Linked DNA regions of Homo sapiens: regions 1, 2, 4, 5 and 6 are each linked to region 3. The links are chromatin contacts, found by Hi-C or POLR2A ChIA-PET in ENCODE. All regions are on one chromosome and are shown on one strand. The core of a region is the stretch at or near the end of the contact, and the rest is flanking DNA. Distances in the headings are between cores, read along the strand shown. Region 1 holds the start of HAT1 (histone acetyltransferase 1). Region 2 holds the start of CWC22 (CWC22 spliceosome associated protein). Region 3 holds the start of ATF2 (activating transcription factor 2). Region 4 holds the start of DYNC1I2 (dynein cytoplasmic 1 intermediate chain 2). Region 5 holds the start of PJVK (pejvakin). Region 6 holds the start of FKBP7 (FKBP prolyl isomerase 7).

The links. A loop is a pair of places that touch in the nucleus more often than their neighbours do. ChIA-PET counts read pairs that join two places held with the same protein, here RNA polymerase II (POLR2A). Pooled maps may share reads with other maps.
Region 1: a map of gastrocnemius medialis shows a loop between it and region 3 (13-fold over the local background). The contact joins the promoter of HAT1 here to the promoter of ATF2 in region 3. A Hi-C loop is called at or near these places in 2 of 168 maps with a recorded cell type or tissue (CD4-positive, alpha-beta T cell and gastrocnemius medialis) and 9 of 50 pooled maps. POLR2A ChIA-PET finds 5 or more read pairs at or near these places in 1 of 52 experiments (OCI-LY7).
Region 2: a map of B cell shows a loop between it and region 3 (10-fold over the local background). The contact joins the promoter of CWC22 here to the promoter of ATF2 in region 3. A Hi-C loop is called at or near these places in 3 of 168 maps with a recorded cell type or tissue (B cell, CD4-positive, alpha-beta T cell and CD4-positive, alpha-beta memory T cell) and 8 of 50 pooled maps.
Region 4: a loop to region 3 is called in a map of CD8-positive, alpha-beta T cell, with 12 times the contacts of the local background. The contact joins the promoter of DYNC1I2 here to the promoter of ATF2 in region 3. A Hi-C loop is called at or near these places in 3 of 168 maps with a recorded cell type or tissue (CD4-positive, alpha-beta T cell, CD8-positive, alpha-beta T cell and naive thymus-derived CD4-positive, alpha-beta T cell) and 10 of 50 pooled maps.
Region 5: a pooled map shows a loop between it and region 3 (23-fold over the local background). The contact joins the promoter of PJVK here to the promoter of ATF2 in region 3. A Hi-C loop is called at or near these places in 14 of 50 pooled maps.
Region 6: a loop to region 3 is called in a map of CD8-positive, alpha-beta T cell, with 30 times the contacts of the local background. The contact joins the promoter of FKBP7 here to the promoter of ATF2 in region 3. A Hi-C loop is called at or near these places in 3 of 168 maps with a recorded cell type or tissue (CD8-positive, alpha-beta T cell, naive thymus-derived CD4-positive, alpha-beta T cell and sigmoid colon) and 14 of 50 pooled maps.

The regions. Positions count from the first base shown.
Region 1 is chr2:171,921,122-171,924,475 of GRCh38, forward strand. It overlaps HAT1 (histone acetyltransferase 1), which reads left to right and starts at 1,340. Exons shown (of 11, transcript NM_003642.4): 1 at 1,340-1,386. The coding sequence starts at 1,380. LOC105373740 (a long non-coding RNA gene) reads right to left here and starts at 1,268. Exons shown (of 3, transcript XR_923579.2): 1 at 918-1,268; 2 at 1-110. RefSeq lists enhancers at 776-1,424, 1,565-1,614.
Region 2 is chr2:180,005,502-180,008,791 of GRCh38, forward strand. It overlaps CWC22 (CWC22 spliceosome associated protein), which reads right to left and starts at 1,796. Exons shown (of 20, transcript NM_020943.3): 1 at 1,366-1,796. RefSeq lists an enhancer at 944-1,476.
Region 3 is chr2:175,166,156-175,169,726 of GRCh38, forward strand. It overlaps ATF2 (activating transcription factor 2), which reads right to left and starts at 2,048. Exons shown (of 14, transcript NM_001880.4): 1 at 1,895-2,048. MIR933 (microRNA 933) reads right to left here and starts at 1,554; the gene lies at 1,478-1,554. RefSeq lists a silencer at 1,997-2,066.
Region 4 is chr2:171,685,414-171,689,105 of GRCh38, forward strand. It overlaps DYNC1I2 (dynein cytoplasmic 1 intermediate chain 2), which reads left to right and starts at 2,056. Exons shown (of 18, transcript NM_001378.3): 1 at 2,056-2,214. RefSeq lists an enhancer at 2,057-2,226.
Region 5 is chr2:178,449,378-178,452,754 of GRCh38, forward strand. PJVK (pejvakin) reads left to right here and starts at 2,001. Exons shown (of 7, transcript NM_001042702.5): 1 at 2,001-2,392. It overlaps PRKRA (protein activator of interferon induced protein kinase EIF2AK2), which reads right to left and starts at 1,798. Exons shown (of 8, transcript NM_003690.5): 1 at 1,589-1,798; 2 at 865-1,034. The coding sequence starts at 1,653. RefSeq lists an enhancer at 954-1,528 and a silencer at 1,291-2,070.
Region 6 is chr2:178,476,412-178,480,051 of GRCh38, forward strand. It overlaps FKBP7 (FKBP prolyl isomerase 7), which reads right to left and starts at 2,189. Exons shown (of 4, transcript NM_181342.3): 1 at 1,868-2,189; 2 at 651-802. The coding sequence starts at 2,088.

The sequences.
Region 1 (3,354 bases), core at 90-2,589, 3.2 Mb before region 3:
TGAGCAAATAAATACTGGGCTGAGTATCTGATGAACTGCACTCTGCATAGGTTGCATACTGAGAATGAACTTGGGCAGTTTATCTTTTCTGGGCTTTGGTTTCCTCATCTCTAAAATGAGAGGGCGTGTTAGTTCTAGACCATCATCCCAAGGGTCCATTTTAGCTTTAGCGTGCATCACTGTAAAACCTGTTAACAAATATTTGTTGAGATAAGGAATTCTGGTGTATAGCCAACATTGTGGGAATATTTGTGGATACCTAAATAGTGGTTTATCCTCTGGGGAAAGCAGTTCCTACAGCTACTAAATACTAACAAGGCCTATGGCTAAAATCAGGTAGCACCTTGTGATGTAATTCAAACCACTAGGACATGTGGCATGCAAGACTACATCAGGCTACTTGAGGTATTTATTAGGTAACAATTTTTTTTTTTTTTTGAGACGGAGTCTCACTCTGTTGCCCAGGCTGGAGTGTAGTGGCGCAATCTCGGCTCACTGCAACTTTCGCCTCCAGGGTTCAAGCGATTCTCCTGCCTCAGCCTCCCGAGTAGCTGGGATTACAGGCGCCTGCCACCATGCCTGGCTAATTTTTGTATTTTTAGTAGAGACGGGGTTTCACTATGTTGGCTACACTGGTCTCGAACTCCTGAGCTCAGGCAATCTACCCGCCTCGGCCTCCCAAAGTGCTGGGATTATAGGCGTGAGCCACCGCGCCCGGCCTAGGTAACGATTTTTGCGCGCTAAACGGTTCTTAGTAACCTGCAGAGTGAAAGCAGAGTACCTAAATATCATACTGTATACGTTAAAAACAGGGGAGAAAGGAAAAAAGGTGTTAAAGTTTACAGCAAAATGAGAAACAAATGAGGAAAACAAGTGAAAGCTTCTCCCGCAACTGAAACTCAACCTCTACATTTTACCTAGGTAAAATGGTAAAATTGCCCACAGGGCTCAGGTGTTTGGATGCACTGTCCAGGCCAAGAGGAAAGATTTTCAGCCAGTCTCCAAAACATCTCAGGGACGGGTATGGAAAACAGGCGTAAAGTGTCTGTATTGATCAAATCAACCCCAGAGAAACTTTCCTAGGGCCAGAGAGCATCTCAACCGCGAAAGTCCGTTTGCGGCCTCCTTCTCCACTTCAGGCCTGCAAAGCGGCTGACGGCATTCGCAGTGGCTAGGCAACGGCCCGCGCAGACTTCTCGGCGTTAGCCCCGCCTCTTGAGGCGCTTCCGCCGCCGGGCTCCTGGACACGCCTCCTTTAATTGGCTAACGTCACGCTGGGAGTGGGCGGGGAAAATATGTCAGACTGTGCGGTCACTTCCGGCCCGGGAGCGCGCGGGTTGATTCGTCCTTCCTCAGCCGCGGGTGATCGTAGCTCGGAAATGGCGGGTAAGTTACCGGGAAAAGTTTACCAAGGGGAGGAGGCGGCCAGATCGGGGATAGAACGCCGAGACGGTGGTGACAATGCCCGCCTAGAACTTTCGGGCTGTAGCCTGGGTTCCAGAAGGCCTGCTTGGGACCGGAAGCGCGGAACTCTCAGCCCAGCAGCTCCTTGTTGGCGGCGGTCCGCGCCCCCGCCCCCAACTGCTTGGGGTTCTGCGCCTTCTGCCAGCAATCCGGCCCCTACCGAGGGCCGAAGACGCCAGGGAAAAGCGTCATGATTTGGGCTCGTAAAATGCCACATGCCTTGGGGCCTGTTTCTCTTCCCATTCCTTTTGTCCACTGCTGCTTGCTTCAGCTCTTGTACATCTGGTCCTGTTCCCGCCAGCTGATTTTAATGCTCAGATCCTCCTCCTCTTCCAGGTCTCCGTCTACCTTCCACTACAGTCAACTTCTGAGCTAGCGCATTGCTGCCTTGCCCTGCTCTGGCGCTCCCACTTGGATCTCGACTGACTTCGTAGTCGTCTCGTTAATCTGTCACACTTTAGTATTCCGAGGATCGTATTTAGATGCCCTTTGAGAAAGACTTTGTTCCTGAACTGCTCCCTTCTCTTTTAGGGTTGGACTACTATAATACAATTCTCTTGTGTACATTCTAGAGACCCTTCAAGTTACAACATTTAATAATGTATAATTGCTATTACTTTGTACGTGTATTAAGGCTGTTTTGGTGTGATTATTTTTTTCGATTACTTATCTTTTGAAGTTATGGACAGTTTCTTTTTCCTGAGACAGGGTCTCTCTGTCGCCCAGGCTGGAGTGCAGCGATCATAGTTCCGGGCAGCTTCCAACTCCTCGTAGGCTCAAGCGATCCTCTTGCCTCAGCCTCCCGAGTAGCTAGGACTACAGGCATGCGCCACAACATTCGGCTAAAAAAAAACAATTTTTTTTAACCTTTTAGAGACAGAGTCTGGCTGTATTGCCTCAGGCCGGTCTGGAACTCTTGGCCTCAAGCCATCCTCTCGCCTCAGCTTCCCAAAGTGTTGGAATGACAGGATTGAGCCACTTCGCTGGCCTTTGTTGCTTTTATCATCTCTTTACAGGGCATTCCTCATAGTCTCTCTACATTAACCATTCCATTTTTATGAATATGTGGGATAGACAAGCTGTTGTGTGAGCTCTACAGATGTTTAAAGAAGGACTTTTCTACCAGATGGAGATTGTAGGATCTTGAAGTACCACAGAAGAGGGAGGACGTACTCTAAGAATTACATCTAAATTCGAATTTTGGGCCCATCATTTAGTAGTTGGATGCCCTTCAACTAAACCTCTTTCTAAGCCTGAACTTTTGAATGTAAAATGGGGTTGATGTAATACCTACTTATAGAATTGTGCAGATTGAGCTAATATATGATTTCACAGGTTAAATTTTGTTGCTTACATTCCTCGAAGTAAATTCTGTAATCTCGGTTCTGTAGATTAGGGTCAGAGGGGTTAAGTAATGTGCTCTAGTTCCCTGAGCTTACTAGCTCAGTAAGTGTGTGAAATAGTCAGAATCCAGGAATTCTCACTCCAGACTATTAATCTGTACTGCTTCAAGTCTTTCCCATTTTCTGTGTGTGTGTTTTAACCCCTTTTTGAAGTTTATAGCACATCATTGTACCCCTTTTTATTTTTTGCTTATGGCTTTTTTCTGTCTGAATTTTTACTGATTTTTTTTTTTTTTGGAGACTGAGTCTCGCTCTGTCACCAGGCTGGAGTGCAGTGGCGCGATCTCGGCAACCTTTGCCTTCTGGATTCAAGCAATTCTGCCTCAGCCTCCGGAGTAGCTAGGACTACAGTCACGCGCCACCACGTCCAGCTAATTTTTGTATTTTTAGTGGAGATGGGGTTTCACCATGTTGGCCAGGATGATATCCGTCTCGACCTCGCGATCCCCCTGCCTCGGCCTCCCAAAGTGCTGAAATTACAGGCGTG
Region 2 (3,290 bases), core at 546-3,045, 4.8 Mb after region 3:
GGAGGCGGAGCTTGCAGTGAGCCGAGATAGCGCCACAGCACTCCAGCCTGGGCGACAGAGTAAGACTCCGTCTCAAACAAAACAAAACAAAACAAAAAACAAAAAACAACTGGAAGGACACTTACAGGTGGAAAGGCAACATTCAGAACCAGAGAACAAGAATTGAGGAACAGAGAGAACTCATCAACTGTATCATAGTAGTAATTTACAATAATACAACGCTAACGCTGTGCTCAGTGCCTCATCTGCATTATTTTTCTTTATACTCAAAAAAAGACAATACAGTGAGGCAGGTATTGTATTACTACCTACATGTTTCCAGATGATGAAGCTGACACTAGAGACTTTAGGTAACTTGCTCCAAGTGACAGACCTAATAATAGCTGGATAAAACAGAAATCTTTGGTCTACTAGTCCATCACCCAGGACCAACACAAGTGGCTTTCCTCCACCTACTGATAACGCCTGTAACAATGCTTCTCCTCTCCTGGTCAAAACCACACTTTTAATGTCAATTTTAAATCTGCCCTTCCATAGTAGGATGATAATTTATGTTAACTCCTGAATTCACAAGCAATCCTAAAACAAGGTAAGTCTAAATACAGATAAGAGGTAGGTTAACTGATCTGCTGAGAACCAAGTTTGCTTGCTTATCTGCTATTTCGAGTCTCTGCACATCTAAAAATGCAAAGGAAACTCTTACCTAATTCTTGCATCTAGAATAGCCTTTCTCCAAATCCTGCCTTCTCCACTTACCTCAGAAGAATTGTTAGGATTAAATGGAAATAGGTACCGTGGTTTTTGCAGTTAAACTCAGTGAAATTAACTATTATATTTCCGTTATATAATGCTGTGTTGTAGGACCCAGAGCTCGTTAGAGAGGTGGAGCCTGGAGACCCAAGTTTGGCAGTTATTACCTCACTGGAGATAGTTCAAGTTATGGAAGGATCAAGAATGACAGATGAAGCGGGCACATGAGAAGCGAAGTGTCTTCAAGACTAAACACTAGACACTATCAGTATTTACAGGGCAAATAAATGAAAAAGAAGACGCTAATGAAATTTAAAACAAATAGTCAAAGGGATATAATGCCGGCAAGAGGCATAAGAGTGCAAGTAATTCAACTAACTTTTAATCAACTAGATCTCATTAATCCCACTCCCCTGACCCTGGGACCCGGGCACTAGGAAAGGGGCTTTGGCAAGCCCCAATGGACTCCAGAGGCTCTAAGTATAAAACGCAGTGCACAAGAAACAACACAGCACCAGCGTTGGTGCAGGATTTCAGACAGCTCCAGGAACTTCACAAGGAAGGTCAGCCGGTCCGCTCAGGCAGTCAGTTCATGGCAGCCCATTCCCTCCCCACCTGCTTGGACCTAGCCGCTCTCACACCCCTCTTGCGGGCCCGAGCGTAGCGAGAAGACCCACGCACACTCCAATGCCGCTCACAGCCGTATCAGTGAGCCCGCACCCACTCCTGGGGGTCTTTTACTTCCCACCCGATCCGGCGACCCGCCACCCCCACTCCGCGTCTCTGCCTGCGGGGACTCCACGGAGTTCGATAATTACCTAGAGCTCCACCGCGCCGCCATTACACCGGACGTACGTCACTTCCTCTTCCCGAGCACCGACGGTAGGAAGAAGGCGAATAGTGAAATATTTAAAAACTTGACGCTCAATTGGCTTGACACGTTATCCCTTTAATTTATTTCAAATACCATATCATAATACCAGAGTCAAAGTAGTCGATCCAGGCACACTGTCTTGTTGCCAAAATGGCGACAAAAAAGAGAAGTTGGCATGAACTACAAAGTCCGAAATCCAGCGCCTGTGCTGACGGAAATGAGGAAAGCATAATTGTAGTTTAGCGTGAAATGGCGCGGTGTACGATGGGAATTGTAGTTCATACAGATGCGCGCCAGCGAGTTAACATCCACGCTGCTCACTGGCAGCCTAGTAGTGTTCAGGGTCTAGCCGAATTTACTTTAAAACTATTTCACTGCATTTTGGGGAAATTTTTTTTAAAAAAGCAGTCAGTTGTCACTTTCCTTGAAAAATCTTAAGAGAGAGATTTTCCTGAGACTTTATAAGAGTTTGACCAACAGTTAAGTGCCTAATAAATTCCAAGATATCCAGGCCATAAGAATGGGAGAATATTAAATCATAAATAGAGTGAAATAATGAGGAAAAACTAATTCTATAGAGACTGTGTTGCCTCTCTTTTAGGTTAAGGTACCAACTGGTATGACCTGAGAATAAAGAGATTGCCTGGCTGAGTAGGAAGTAGCAGTTTGTACAGCGTGCAGAACTAGGGCATCAAACAGTTTCTTTAAACTTCACTTTTCACTAGTAACAAAACCTAAAAGTTCAACTACTTGCTATTTTGGAAACTCTCTTCCTAAACCAAGAATATCTTTATGTTATCAAATCTTTCATAAACCAGGACTGGTTTCTCCACACACTTCTCTATTACAGTTTTAGGGTGCTGTGCTTCCACTCCTTTCTGGAGGCAGAGTGTGATGATTAAGAATAAAAACACTGCAGTTGGACTACTTATTTTGAATCTTGAGTCCTTTTATTATTTATGGATGACTGGGGCAAGTAACTTCACATTCTGTGGCCGTTTCCTGATCTGTTAAATGGAAATACCAATAGTATCCATCCAGGCAGTAGTTTTAAGAATTGAATTAGTTGATACACAAGATGCATTTAAGATAATTGCTAGTATACAATAGTGTTATCTATTTTATTTCATATTTAAGATATTTGGCCATTGTTGATGGTGCATTTTGGTGCACCAATACAGGGCACAGGAGATGGATCTGGAGATGAACATTTGTATTCATATATTTAAAAACCCACAATACTACCGGTGATGGTTAATTCTGAATGTCAACTTGATTGGATTGAAGGATGCAAAGTATTGATCCTGGGTGTATCTGTGAGGGTGTTGCCAAAGGAGATTAACAGTTGAGTCAGTGGACTGGGGAAGACAGACTCACCCTTAATCTGGTGGGAACAATCTAATCAGCTACCATCGAATATAAAGCAGGCAGAAAAATATGAAAAGGCAAGACTGGCCTAGCCTCCCAGCCTATATCTTTCTCCCATGCTGGATGCTTCCTGCCCTCAAACATTGGACTCCAAATTCTTCAGTTGTGAGACTCAGACTGGCTCTCCTTGCTCCTCAAGCTTGCAGACAGCCTATTGTGGGACCTTGTGATTGTGTAAGTTAATACTTAATAAACTCCCCTTTTTATATATATATCCTTATATATAGATATATATATT
Region 3 (3,571 bases), core at 798-3,297:
CAAAAAAAAGTCCCTGAAAGCTCCTTCCTGACAATTAAAATACATAACAACTAAGTTCTAAATTTCCACGATATTACATTTTAAATCAGTTCTTAAAACTTAATGGCAGTAGCATTCTCTCAAAGCAAGATTAAACGTCTTAGGAAGGCAACATACACATCATGGTAAATTTGGAAGATTCTCAGAAACTCTTTTACACATCACGGTAAATTTGGAAGATTCCTAGAAATTATTTTACAAAGACGAGGATTCTTAACTATTACGCAACTACTGATGGCCTTAAAGATCCATGAACTTTCTTAATCTGCAGAGGGGAATCTGTATATTTAAAACGTATTTTACAAGGATGTTCCTAACATTTTTGAAACAAAGTTTTTACGGTGGATTCCTCAAGTAAGGAAAAAAAAATTAATACATGATAAAACTGCTTCTGTGTTTGTACTTTAAGACACTTAAACCTGTAGGTTTGACTTTTTAACAAGCTTTTATAAATAAAGCTTTACCTTCATAATTTTGATTCAAGAGACCAAAGCTATATGGCTATTTAAAGATCAGAACGGCTGTTACTCACAATGATAACGCCAGTGGTCATGTTTCTTCAAATAGGACAAAAAGTGTGCTCAAAGAAAGTCAGTTTTTGTTCTGATTTTAAATGTATATCTTAAATGCATGCATTGTGACCGTCTCCATAATTTAAAACCTCTAAGAAATTTAAACTTTCACATTATAATTTAGGGATTAGTCAATCCCTTAGTACCAGTTAAATAATAGCCAGGAAAGCATTAGAAAACCTGAAGGTACATGTAAAGAAATGCTTTACATCACTATTTAAAATAGGTGTTGAATTTTAAGAGAAACATTTCTTTCACTAAAATTTCTGATGCCTAAGGTCCATCAGGAGTAATCTCTTTTACTCCATGATATTCACAGTAGTTTTGCTCTTGGCCTCACCAGTTTTAAGACTCTCCATTAAAGAAAGCCAATTTTATACTACCTAGGGGCACAAAAATAGTTCCCAGCTCCTCCTCTCTTTTTCCTCCTAGGTTCGGTTAAACGAGCGAACATAGAAAACACGTACACACACTCCCTTTCGGCCCTGGTCCCTAGGGCATTGATGAAAAGCAAATTATTTCTTTACATACGCTCTGCTGTCCACCCAGAGATTTAAAAAAAAAAAAATAAGGGAAAATACCAGAATCAGTCTGCACCCACACCTAAGCCCCGCCCCACCGGGAAAAAGCTGGGGGTAGCGGGATTGTGAGGGTGGCGGAAAGGACGGAAAAGGCCGAGACTTCCAGCTCCTAGGTTCTCCACACCATTCTTTCCTTCAAGCTGCACCGCAGCCAGGGACCCTGATTCTATTTTCAGCCGCGCCTCCCGATCCTCCTCCCCGCCACCATCACCAATACACGGTCCTCAATCGCTTGAATACTGGGTGGGGAGACCAGAGTGGGCCCTCTCCCCGCCCAACCCAAGGACTGTGGGTGGGAGAGGTCTCCCTGCGCACACGGCTGACTCGACGCGCGCCCCGAGGACCTCTGAACTGACCCAAGTAGGGTGAAGATAATTCGGAGGGAGGGGTCTAAGAGGGAGCCGTTATTCCTTTTTCCTCTGCCTTAGGAAAGCGCGCGAGAGGGAGGGGCCGGAACAACGAACGCTGGTTACCTAACGGTCCGGCCCAGCCAGTCAGGTTCCCAAAGCCCACACCGCGCGGGCCGCCGAGGTGGCAGCACAGCCACAATCGCCCCAAGGGCTAAGGAGCACGTCAGGAGCACCCGAGGTGATGGGAAACGGGGGGTGGGGACTGTGCTGAGCGACGTCGCCATGTTAGCGCCTTCTTTCTCCGTATCCCTACAGTCTCCAGCCCTGCTGACCTCTGCCCATCGTTACTCACCTTTCCAGGTCACTAGTTCATGATCCTTTCGGTCACCCGCGAGCCCTGAGCACAGCCGTGTTTACAAAGCACCCCTGGAGGAAAAGGCTGAACGGCACTTTAAAGGCCACGGGCTCCCACAGGCTTCCGTCCTCTCTCGCGAGATCGGACTGACAACCCCCGCCCGCTCGCCCCGCTCCCGGCATCCCCACCTTCCTTCTGGCGCCCCTCCCCTTCACCCACACGCCCCTTCTTGCCTTCCTTCTGAGGGAGCGCCTCCGAGTCAGGTGATTCCGTCAGGCTTAAGGAGAAGAAGGCGGGTCTTCGGCAGGGCGGGTAGAGGGGACGGGCATCAAAGAGCACTCGGGCGCTCATGATTGGACAAGGAGCCCGAAGGGCGGGAAGCAGTTCTGGAGGGGGCGGGACCAGAGGGCCCAAGGAGCGTTACTTCTGTAAACCCGGAGCTGTGGAAGACTGTGATTGGCTGTCGGCTGGAGGAGGGCGCGGGTGCAGGCGGCGGTGAAGGGCTAGGCAGGGCTTTGGCGGTGTGAGGGGAGGAAAGGTGGTGAGCTCCGGAAAGGCTGCTAGAGGGAAAGCAGGATGGGTCCTCCGAGCCCAGCCCCAGGAGCCGGGTGTCTCCGTTTCCGTCACTTCCCAGCACTAGGTAGGGAGGTGGGTAAAAGTAGGCTGCGTTCCTCAGCCCACCCCTTGGCTCCCCGGGAGCCTGAGGCGGGGAGCTTCGGGTTAGGTGAGGTTTGGGGGAGGCGGAGTTTGCTGGTAATTGCCCATCCCTCCCCTCCAAAAAACCCCACACAACTTAAAGATTTTAATATTAACTGTAAGGATGTTGGTTATTCAATAAATAGGCACAAGTTGAAAAGTATGATCAGAGGCCTCTGTGAGAATTTACATTATTCAATAAAAGATTTTCAGTGTCTTATTTTTTCCATTTATTAAATACTGATTTCTAGTCTGGAACAAAATTATGAACTAGTTTATATATTAACATAAAATACACTCTCAAAATTGTTGAAAGGTTTTGGGGGATAGTATGAGAGTTAATGAGCCTGAAGTTCAAGAATGATATCTGGCATAAAAGTGAAATTGTAATGGCATTGACATTTTAACAGGTAGGTCTCTGGACCGCATACATGTGTATAAGCCAACTCAGTCCTCTTTTAAAACTAATTTTAGTTAAGAAACATTAAGCCAAATTATTAACACTTTCCTACTTAAAATGAAAGTACCGTCCCCATATAGTAACAGTAATGTAGTAGTGCCATTGTAGTGTAACACTAATTATGTCAGCAAAACCTCACAGTTCAGATTACTCATGATGGAAATGGTGGACAAAATGTTTGATTGACATCACAATTGTTAGGTCTAGAACGCATTGATTAAATAGATGCTTCTCTCTCCATCTCCCAAAACAACTAATGTGAGAAAAAGAACTGCAAATGTTACGACATTTCAAAAGAAGTTTGGGTCAATTAGAATAGATTTTTTTAAAAAAATTGTTTTTCCATTTGAAATTTTTTCCAGTGTTGATTCAATTGGGCAGTAGCTTTGGTTTTAAATTTCTCATTGCTACTTCTCCAGTCTGTTGTCAAGCAGTTAGTTATCTACATGATGCATTCGAGAAACACATTATTTTAAAGAAAGTCTTTCAGTTCTTTTTAGACAAGAGAAGAACTGTTT
Region 4 (3,692 bases), core at 806-3,305, 3.5 Mb before region 3:
AGAGCTTAGCAAAGAAGGGCAGGAAATGAATCTGGGGGGCAAAGAAAATAACCAGCACATTAGTCTTTCTCCGGACTACTTTGAAAGGCCAGTCATCTAAAATGCAAACCTTCTCATACCTTGCACCCTCTTAAAATCTACCAGTGGATTCACATCATCTGTAGGACTAAATCTAAACTGGGATGTGCGACTTTGCCCCTGCTTATGGCTTCATTCCCCAGTTCCTGTCTTAGCCTACGGCCATTGTGAATTATTTCCAAATTCACCAGCATTCTATGCTCTCACACCTCTGTCCTTTGTCCATATTCTTTTCTCTTCCCAAGGCACCTTTCTGCATCTTCTCTGCTTGGCTAACTTCTTCTACTCAACCTTTGAGAATCAAAGACTTAGCTCTAGAATCACCTCCTTCCAAAAGTTTCCTGAAAAGTTTTTCCAGGTGTTTCTATGACTTCCTTATATAATTCCATCATTATACAGATGCTCCTTGAGTTATGTCCTGATAAACCCATTTTAAGTCAAAAATATATGTTGAAAATGCATTTTACTCTAATAAGCCCATTGTAATGAGAAAAAAATCATAAGTTAAACCATCAGTCAGGAACCATCCATTCTTAGTTGAGCGAGTGTCCTTTCTCCCTTGAGAAGAAGGATGTGCATTTTTGTGCATTTTTATGTTTTTTGTTTTTTTTGTTTCTTTTTCTTTTTTTTTTTTTTGAGGCAGGGTCTTGCTCTGTCTCCCAGGCTGGAATGCAATTGTGTAATCTCAGCTCACTATAACCTCCGCCTCCTGGGCGCAAGCCATCCTCCTGCCTCAGCCTCGTGACTAGCTAGGACTACAGGCGCATGCCACACACCCTGCTAATTTTTCTATTTTTTGTAGAGACGGGGTTTCACCATGTTGCCCAGGCTGGTCTCTAAGTCCTGAGCTCAGGTGATCTGCCTGCCTCGGCCTCCCAAAGTGCTGGGATTACAGGTGTGAGCCACTGCGCCTGGTCCATTTTAGCTGTTACCACAACACCCATCACCATTGCTGGCACATGGTAGGCAATCAATAATAATTTTTTTTCAAATTAATACATGAAAACTATTAGGAAAGAAGTAAAAAAATAACATAGCTATAAAGCTCTTTGAATGTTAGGTTATTGGGAAAAGCTGTGGAAAGCCAAGGATTTTCTTTCTCAAATTTATTTTTAGAATATTTTTTTCTACACAAAAGACCACAGATAAGGCAGAGAAAGATAAGAAAAAGACCACAAGCCCAAGGACTTGGAATTTGAATCATAAAGGTTCATTCTAGACTTGGGCAATATCTAGAACTTCTAGAACAATCAGTTTTCTAGAACATAGAAAAGATATTACCTTGGTGTTAGCTTTAACTCCTGCCAAATAATGCTTTAAATTATTTAAACTTTAAAAAGGTGTGTCAATGTATACATTGCAGGTAAATTCATGTTCCAGTAACTTTTGTTTTCTTTGTATGTTAAAAATCTAACTGTGGAAAACATTCTAGCTTGGTTTGAGAGTCCAATAATACAAAATGCTTTATTTCCTAAAATTGTTTGAGAGAAAACCAAAATGCTACCACACTGCAACAAAATACTAAAGAATTATTTGCTATGTCAGTTGACATATTTTTATTTAGATTTTGCCTAAGATGCCACATGAAGCCTATATAAGACATTCTTTCCCTAAAACTTACATATGTATGTACATATATATATATAATGTTTTACATCCTAAACAGTCTACTTCACGTCTTCACCAAATGTGCAGCAGCGTGATTCACAGGTTCACCACTGGAAAATAGACCTTAAAATTCCGCCAATATTGGGTCAAAGATCTTACACTATAACACATACTACACTGTGGGCACGGATCAACAGACGAGAATACTTTATACAGAAGCTTCTCGACGGAAGAAGGCCTTGGAGTGGGAAATCTAAAGGAGGGGACACACTACATGTCCCAGCACACCTTGCGACGCCCAGCGACCACAATTCCCAGAACGCACTGCTCGTCGCACGCAGGTTTTCCTTGTTGCCGGGGTTTGTAGTTCTTCTCGATCGTGTCAGTTTGTAAGGCGAGGGCGGAAGTTGGATTCCTGGCCTGAGAATATTAGGCGTAGTTTTCCAGTTTTTGGCAAAGCGGAAATACTTAAGGCCCCTGGGTTGACTGGGTTCTTTGTTTTATCTACCGGCTTCTGCTTTACGACAGGTAAGTCACGGAGGGGCTACAATTCCTCGCAGCAGGGCCCCACCTTTTATTTCTGGGAGCGACCTCGTTCTGGTGAGGCTATTTGTCCCTAAGCTCTCGCCGTAGCAGCCGCCGCCCATCCCTCTTTGTGTGCTTTGGAAAGCCGCGGAGCTGGTGGTGGCTACAGTTGGTGTTGGGGGCTTAGGCGAGGGACGTTACCGGGAAGTTGCAGGCGGGAGGACTCTTCCCCATCCAGTCACCTGACAGGTGGGTTGACTGTTCTTCCCTCAAGGCCTCCCTGCCTGTGTTCCACGTCGCAACTCGAAGGGCGGCTTGGCAGTTCCTGCTGACATCCCCGCCCGGCCCAGCTTTGGGGAGGAAAGGCGGGGAGACCTGGGTGCGGTGACTCATTGCGGCCCGGCGAGAGGAGTCCACTCCTTTCCCTTCTCGACCCTCCAGAGGCGGCCTGGGGAGCCTTGAGGCTTGTCCGGCGCCCACTGGCTTCTTCCGGACGCCCTGCCGTGGACCGCGCCCTCTTGGCCGTGACCCCAGGGGAGAAAGTGATTCGTTTTCGCCTTGCCCCATTTTACAAATTAAGGCCATCTCTACTTGCCTTGATAGTGTCTCCCCTCACCTTATGTGTGATGGAAAGCCCCCGAACACGGAGGTTCTAGCACAAAACTCTAGAGACTCTCTTCTCTTGAGTTTTAAGAACGTGAACATGTCGGTCATGGAGGAAGGCTCTGGCTTCTGTGAGGATGAGAGGATTGGTCAGCTGTAGTTCAGCTGGTCAAGACTTTGTTGTTGGGCTTTAAAAATGCGCTTATTTTAATATCAATTAGTGTTGGTATATCTGTTTTACAGTTGACGTTGAACAAAATATAATGTGCCTAGCGTAGCATACAGTTACGTATGGAAGTTCTCTTCACCAGCCGTTTGTATGGAGCTGTTTAGAGGTGTAGAAAGAGTGGAATAAGAAACACGGTCTCTTGCTTTTAGTTTGTTCAAACAAATCTTGGAAGATATTGTGTATATATTTCAGGTCTGCTATGTCAACTTTTCATCCTTTTCGTATGCTTGAAAATTATCAATTCGCTTGCCAGTCTTAATGGAGTTTAGTAGCTGAAATTTCCTTTATCCACTTCTTAGTAGGTGAATTTCTCCTCTTGACTGACTTACCTTTGTTCAGATTTAACAATTGTGCTTTTTAAGAGATTTCCCCTAACCTCTGGAAATACAGTTTTCCAGAGGTTATTCTCCTAGTTTTCTTGATCTAAAGCATTTAATACTTCACTTGTACAGAGACATTGAAAGAGATTGATCATTAGGCAATAAGTCAATCATGTGGAGAAGGTAAGGAGTTCCTGGCTCCTGCCTTATGCTCAGCTGCTAGGCTACTTAAAAAAAAAAAATCCTAATTCATTATTTCTTCCTAAAACTCAAGCTGAAGTAGTGTTTATGCAATTGGTTTTTGAAGCTCAGATTGTAATTGTGTCTAC
Region 5 (3,377 bases), core at 751-3,250, 3.3 Mb after region 3:
GGACACAAACAAATGCTGTCTTCAGATTTTCCAGATGGTAGAACTTGAGCCTTCCTACTAAATTTTTTTCTTGGCATTCTTCCAAATTAAATTTAGCATCCAATGTTTTCTGTGTTTGCAATTAAATAGATACATAAGAAAAATAATGTCCACATTTACAAATGAGCAACTTTAGTTATCATTTGCTCAAGCTCACAGACCAAAAGAAAGCATGAACTTTAAAATTTCATTGCTTTGTGACTTCATTGCTATACGCATGTTACTTATAATCTCTCTGAACCTGTTTCTTCTTGTTTAAAAAGTGGATAATATACAAAATATCTGTTCAGTTTCAAAAACTAGAAGTTATTATGTAATATATGAGGACCTTCTCCCCTTCCTCATTTTGTTTGGATACAGAATCAAAAGTAGCACAATGGACCTAAAGTGCCAAATGAGTCCATACAGAGAGGAGAGACGCTCAGAAAATTCTGGGGTCATGCCTCCTGGCATCCGCTATAATCTATGAAACTTCACAGTACCTACTGACCCAGCTATGACTGCTCCAAGAACCTTTCCTGCTTCCCTCTAATTCTAAGAAGAACCCTAGGAGGATCCTAGGGTATGAGAAGAGCCATGCAGGATCCAGCCATCCGGCTGGGTAACTTTTTAGTTTCTAAGCTTCCTTGGTATGTGGGGAAGAGAAAATTAGGAAGAGAATCAGATGCAGCTGAAAAGCCCTAACGACCTGAGATGAGAGGTCTCAGTTTCAGAGCCTGTTCCTCACAGCTGTCTGGCAAAAAGAGAACTTTTCCGAACTGAAAAGCAACACCAAGTATTGACTGCCAACCCACTCGGTCATCCAGGTTAACTGTGTATACAGACCTGTGCAGGTTATGTCACCAACGGTTACTCTGAAGGTGAAAGTGGGCACGTGTATTTGCACATCAGATCTTTCACATTCATAAACTGGGATGTTCTTGGTCTTCATGCCGTATTCGTGTAATACCTGAATCGGTGTTTTCCCTGGCTTAGCTGTTATCATCTTCCCCAAACTGCAAAAACCACAAAAAGGTGTGCTTTGCATGCCAAATTGGAGATTGAAGCAGAAGCGTAGAGGCCAGTTTTAACCGCCACCGACGGTGACGAGGGAGGCGCCGAGTTCCCCGGAGGCCAGGGCCAGAGCTGGCGAGGCTGGGGCGCACCTGTCTTCCGGCCCCGCTGCGGCAGTCACTCCGCAGGAGCAGGCGGGGTGAGCGAGGTCTTTAGAGAGAGCACTTGAATGCGGGTAGGAGAGATTCTCAACAGAACAGGGCTGGCAGCAGCGCCGCAGCCTCTCAGGGAAAACCTGACGATCCCTTCCCGGGCGCGCCGACCGAGCGTCACCTCCGCCCGCCCCGCGCGCCGCCAGGGACCACGAGAGGGGCGGGGCCCGGCCGCAGACCCCAACCCTCGCCGCCGAGAGGGCGGGGCCGAGCACCCACAGCCGCGGAGGCGTGGGCGCCGGGCACGGCTTTACCCAGAATGCCTCTGGAGGGCCGGCTCCCCGCGCCCCGGCCCTGCCGCCCAACGCTCCCGGCCCTGGGGCCCTGACTGCCCGCACGCTGACCTGAAGGTCCCACTGTCCTCGCGCTCCAGCGGCGGGGCCTCGGCGCGGTGCCTGCTCTGGGACATGGCGAGAAGGGACGGCTCAGCGGCTGGAGGAAGAGCGGTGCGGAGCGACGTGCTCGCTCCCCGGGTCGCTGGTCCCCGGGAGGAGCTCCAGCGCCGCCACCTCCTCCGACTCCCCCGCCTCCTGCTTGCGTTGCTCCAGCGAGGGGGCAGGCAGGGTGGGGGCGGAGCCTTGGTGCCGTAGCTCCGGCTACGCCCCCTCGCTGCTCCTCTGCGGGCCTCCGTCCCGGCCCAACTCCGCCCCTGTCCCTTCCAGGGTCCGCCCCCTTCCCGCCCGGCTCCGCCCCGCTCCCGCGTGGGCACAGGCATTGGGCTCCCGGGGGTTCTCCGCGCCCGCCCCTGCCGGCCCTGACCAGCCTGTAGTAACTGGCCCCTAGGCCGCAGTTCTTTGTCCTTAGCAGGAGGCCGTTTCTTGCCGGGAGAGAGGGATTAGAGGGATTGTCCGGCGTGGGTCTAGGGTCGTTGAGGCCTAAAGTTAAGCCTTTGTGGGGAGGACGGATTGGGGGCTGGGTCACTTTAAGAAAAAGATTCTAAAATTACGAAGGCAGAATTCCAGGGAGTCTCCCGGGCCTGGTCCTGAAGCTTGAGACCCCGGATATATACGCTCCAGGGGGCTGCGGTGCGCTCTTCGGGTCCCCGAGCCCTGTGTTTAGGAACACGCGGGGACGTCCAAACACCCGCTCCTCTCCCGCCGGGCGGGCTCCTTTGTCTTCTGGGCTTTCGTCGCGAGATGGAACGCTGGGTCAGTGCATCCCAGCAAAACACGTTAGGAGTAAACGAAGGCCTTTCCGGGGACCTGGGTAGTCGGTTGTAATGGCGTTTGCCTGGGATGCAGCACCTTTGGTGGGCCATTAGATGACGTGTCGCTTCTCCAGGGGCTTGCTAGGCACTAGCAGAAATGCTCCCCTGTGCTTACTCGGTGTTATGGAAGATTGCTTGCACAATGCTATTCGTACGAAAGGATATTATTAAAAGTGATTTATGGGCGGGCGCGGTGGCTCACGCCTGTAATCCCAGCACTTTAGGAGGCCGAGGCTGGCGGATCGCCTGAAGTAAGCAGTTCGAGACCAGCCTGGCCAACATGGTGAAACCCTGTCTCTACTAAAAATACAAAAATTAGCCGGGCGTGGTGGCATGCGCCTGTAATCCCAGCTACTCGGGAGGCTAAAGCAGGAGAATCGCTTGAACCCGGGAGGCAAATGTTGCAGTGAGCCGAGATCGCGCCACTGCACTCCAGCCTGGGCGACAGAGTCAGACTCCCTCTCAAAAAAAAAAAAAAAAAAAAAAGCGATTTGTTGTTTTGTTAGCATGTAAGCCCTGGATGCTTGAAACAAGTGAAAGATGTTCAGAATCTAATCAAATTATATCATCTGATGCTTTAATTAGAGCCTATTCTCTCTTCCTCTCCGTCTATATATGTATGTATATAGATTACTATCCATCACTGTTTTAATGGATATCTTATTGGAAGGGCTACATAGTCAGTATTTCACAATATATGAACTCCGCATAACACCTATGGCAAAACATTTCAGCACTCAGGTAAAATTCATTTTTTGCCACAAAATTACTTAAAAACAGGCCAGAACTTTATATAGCTCTTGTTAAAGGTTAAGTAGCTGGGATAATAATGAAACAAAAAGATGCAGCAGGACTCCATTTCAAAGAGAGAGAGTCTGTGTGCCCAACTTCAGAGTAAGAAACCACTAGGTAATAGTTTATATAGT
Region 6 (3,640 bases), core at 939-3,438, 3.3 Mb after region 3:
GTAAAGTACGCTTACACTACCATGCAACCAATCTCCAGAACTCTTCATCTGGCAAAAATGAAACTCTATACCCATTGGTCAACAATTCCCCTTTTCCCTCTCACTTCAGCCTCTGGCAATCACCCTTCTACTTTGTCTCTATTAATTTGACTACTCCAGGTACCTCACATAAATGGAATTATACAGTATTTGTCTTTTTGTGACTGGTTTATTTCATTTAGCATAATGTCCTCAAGGCTGATACATGTTGGTGCATGTCTCAGAATTTTCTTCCTTTTTAAGGCTGAATAATATTCCATTTCATTTTTTTTTTTTTTTTTTTTGTAGAGCAGGGTCTTGCTGTTGCTCAGGCTGGTCCTGGCCTCAAGTGATTCTACCACCTTGGCCTCCCAAAGTGTTGGGATTACAGGCATGAGCCACTGTGCCTGGCTTCCATATATGCATGTATTCATTTTGTTTATCCATTTCTCTATGTATGGACATGTGGCTTGCTTCCATCTCTTGTCTATTGTACATGGCTGCTATGAGCATGGCTGTACAAATATTTCTTTGAGACTGTGCTTTCAATTCTTTCAGACCTATATACCCAGAAATCTATTAATCATTTTTTAAATATAACTAAAACAAGAAATTAAAATTAAACATCTTACCATAGCCTTCCTTTCCGTATGCAAATGAAGGGGGTATAACTACTTTTCGCTTTTCTCCAGGGCACATATCTGTCATAGCAATGTCTAGGCCTTTTATGACTTGCCCAACACCAAGAACAAACCATTTGGGGTGGCCTTCATTTTGTGTCCGGCTATAACAAAAAGCAATACTTAAGTAAACTGATTTCAAGAAATCAAACTTGAAAATACAGCTGGGCATTTAAAATTGGAGTCCTCTCTAACCATCATTCCCATATAATCACTCTTTCTAAAACCCTTAATGGGGTGTTTGACTCAAACTTCCCTATAATCACCAGAAAGAAGTATGATTTGCCCAAAGTTAATCATTAACAGCCATCTCATTTTTTAAAATTGTTATCTTTACAAAAACTATTCAACAGTTAACTTTTTAATGGGTCTCCAGCCCCTAACTAGGTGCATGGCTTGTACAAAGAACTCATTTAACTCCCTGGGTTTGTTGTAAAAAAATGATAGGGCAGTTTTAGCCTCAAAAAGTCATTTTAATAGTAATTTAAAATGGTATATTTTCTTATTAAATTCTAATGATATAATTTATTAAATTCTTATTAAATTATAAAATTGTATAAATTCTTATTAAATTTCTCTATTTTATTCTAAATGGATGGAACTGTTTTTCCCAGTCCTATCTTTACAGGGTAAAGAAAAGATTCTCCCTCTGAGTAATAAGCCATCAATTAAATCAGAGTAGGCACCAGGTGGAATGAGGGAGCAGGGCCCACCAGAAGTCACCAGGGAAGTAACTGTTTTTCTTGATAGAAAGTGGCCACAACCTATAAAAATCGTGCTTCTGAAGGCCAGAATTAAATCTCTTTATTCCATGTATTCCTCCGTAAAGACTCAATACTTCTGGCAAGGGAAAAATGTGAACATCCTTATAGGCAGAACCTTGATTTAATTCTGGAGGTCCCAAGGGTAATGGTGGTGGTTGATGTGTGTGTGGATGTATCGTATTTTTGATAATTTATTGCCACAACATTTTCAATACTTTAAATAAAAATATTCAGTTTATTAGAGAAACACTGCCATATAATGTGATTTTTTTTAATGAATAAAGGGCTCAACTTTTACCGTTAAAAAATAAAACCCCAACCAACCAACCAATGAGGCTTCCGCTTGGTGGAGGCAGGCAAGATTTTGTGCAACTGGACGCACGGGCAGCTCGCAGCATTTCCTACCTGCAGTAGAATTTCGAGCCGTCTTTAGCCAGGTAGCCGTCATAATGGGCATTTAGTAGGTCTCCCTTCTTGCTTGTCTTAGAGCAGTTTTCTGGACGATGCAAAACTTCTATTTTCACTTCTTCGGTGCTCTCCTCTTTCTTTTGTCTCTGAGCAGTAAAAAGGCCCCACAGATAAAAGAAAACAATGAATCTGAATAAGAAATGCATGGTTTTTGGCATCGGCTCCAGCAGAACACTGCTCTCCCTCCCGCGTGTCACTCGCGCCCCGTGGATGTCCCGCGGCCGAGTTCCGACGCGTGGCAGGCGTTGTCCTGCGTCACAAAGGGCCGGGGCGGGGCCATAGATGCGGCCCCGCCCTCTCATGGCCCCAACCCCTCCGCCTCCCGCAGCGGGCTCAGCGCGGTTAACGCTGTTTCTAGGCCCTCGGGCTGGCTGTCCTCAGTCTTTAAGATCGCAACGCACACTCGCTCCGCTTCTTCTCGCTAAACCCGCGTATTTTACAGCAGGTTTCCTCAGGGTTCGGTGACAACATTCGCATTTTCTAAAATGAAACTGGCATAAGACGAAATAAACAGCCTGGGATGTCGTAGAGTCAGGGAATATGGTTGTCATTTCTGGAAGCAAAAGGCTTCTAAGACCCCTAGGGAACGAGCAGATAGATACTGGGGGGAGGGAGAGGCATGCTGGAAAAGGAGCGTAAAAAATAGGCTGGCGGTGGCTTTCTGGGTGCTTCGGAGGTGTCCTTGAAGCGCATTCTCAGGTCGGAATCTTGCATTCAGAGGTTCCAGGCTGAGTCGCACAACCTGAAGGCCAGCCCGATGCAACGAAACTGCGGTACCGCAACTCCTCTGCCTGGCTGCAGGCGTTTCCGAGAGCCGACCTCCACAATTCAGCATCCTCCGCTGGCTTGCATTTCTTTTCCCCGCCACTCGGGGCCGCCCTTGATTCGAGGGCCTCTGGTAGTGCGGGGAATGTTCTTTTGACTTTTTTGTACCATCCCATGGGATACGTAATTGTCCACATCAGTCAAGAAAACTTGAGTATTGGGCATGTTGTCCCAATCTCACAGCTAATACGCAGCAGGGATTTGGTCAAATCTGTGTGACAACACCACTTCACCACCAATTTTAGTATGAAAACCTTTAAAATACACAGAAAGTTGAATTCTACAGTAAACTCTCCTACACCCACCATCTGGATCCTGTCATTGAACTATATTATATTTATTACATATCCATCCATCACTCTATCCATCCATCAATTCGCCTTGTTTCCAAGTGAATACCCAAAGACTACCCAAACCAGAAAACCAGCAAAGGCCTTCTGCATTCGCCTGGATTAAGTTCTGGGAGTAGAGGTGCTATTCTACCTCGGTGATGCGAAGAAAAGCCGCAGCACTGAGCCTGATTGATGTGCTTTGCTTAAAGTTTGCAAAATTCCATAAACCTGAAAATTACTGTCGATTATGCAAGATGACAATTGCGTCCAAGCAGGAGTTTCAAAAATCATAAAAGCTAGGGGGAAGTCCCCATTTCTAGACTAAAATTCCGAAGTCGAGTTCCATGTTTTATATTCTAAATAAAATTGTGGCTATCCAAGGTTATCGGCGTGATGACAGTTCCTTGGGGGCCCTCGCCATTCCTTGTCAGAGGACCCCGTCTGCTGCACATTGCCTTCCTAGGAGATAATTTCAGACCCCTTGAATATGAGGAAAATACGAAGCAAACAGAAATAGGAAGGCTTTTATGTATTTTTGAAGAAAAAACAGGAT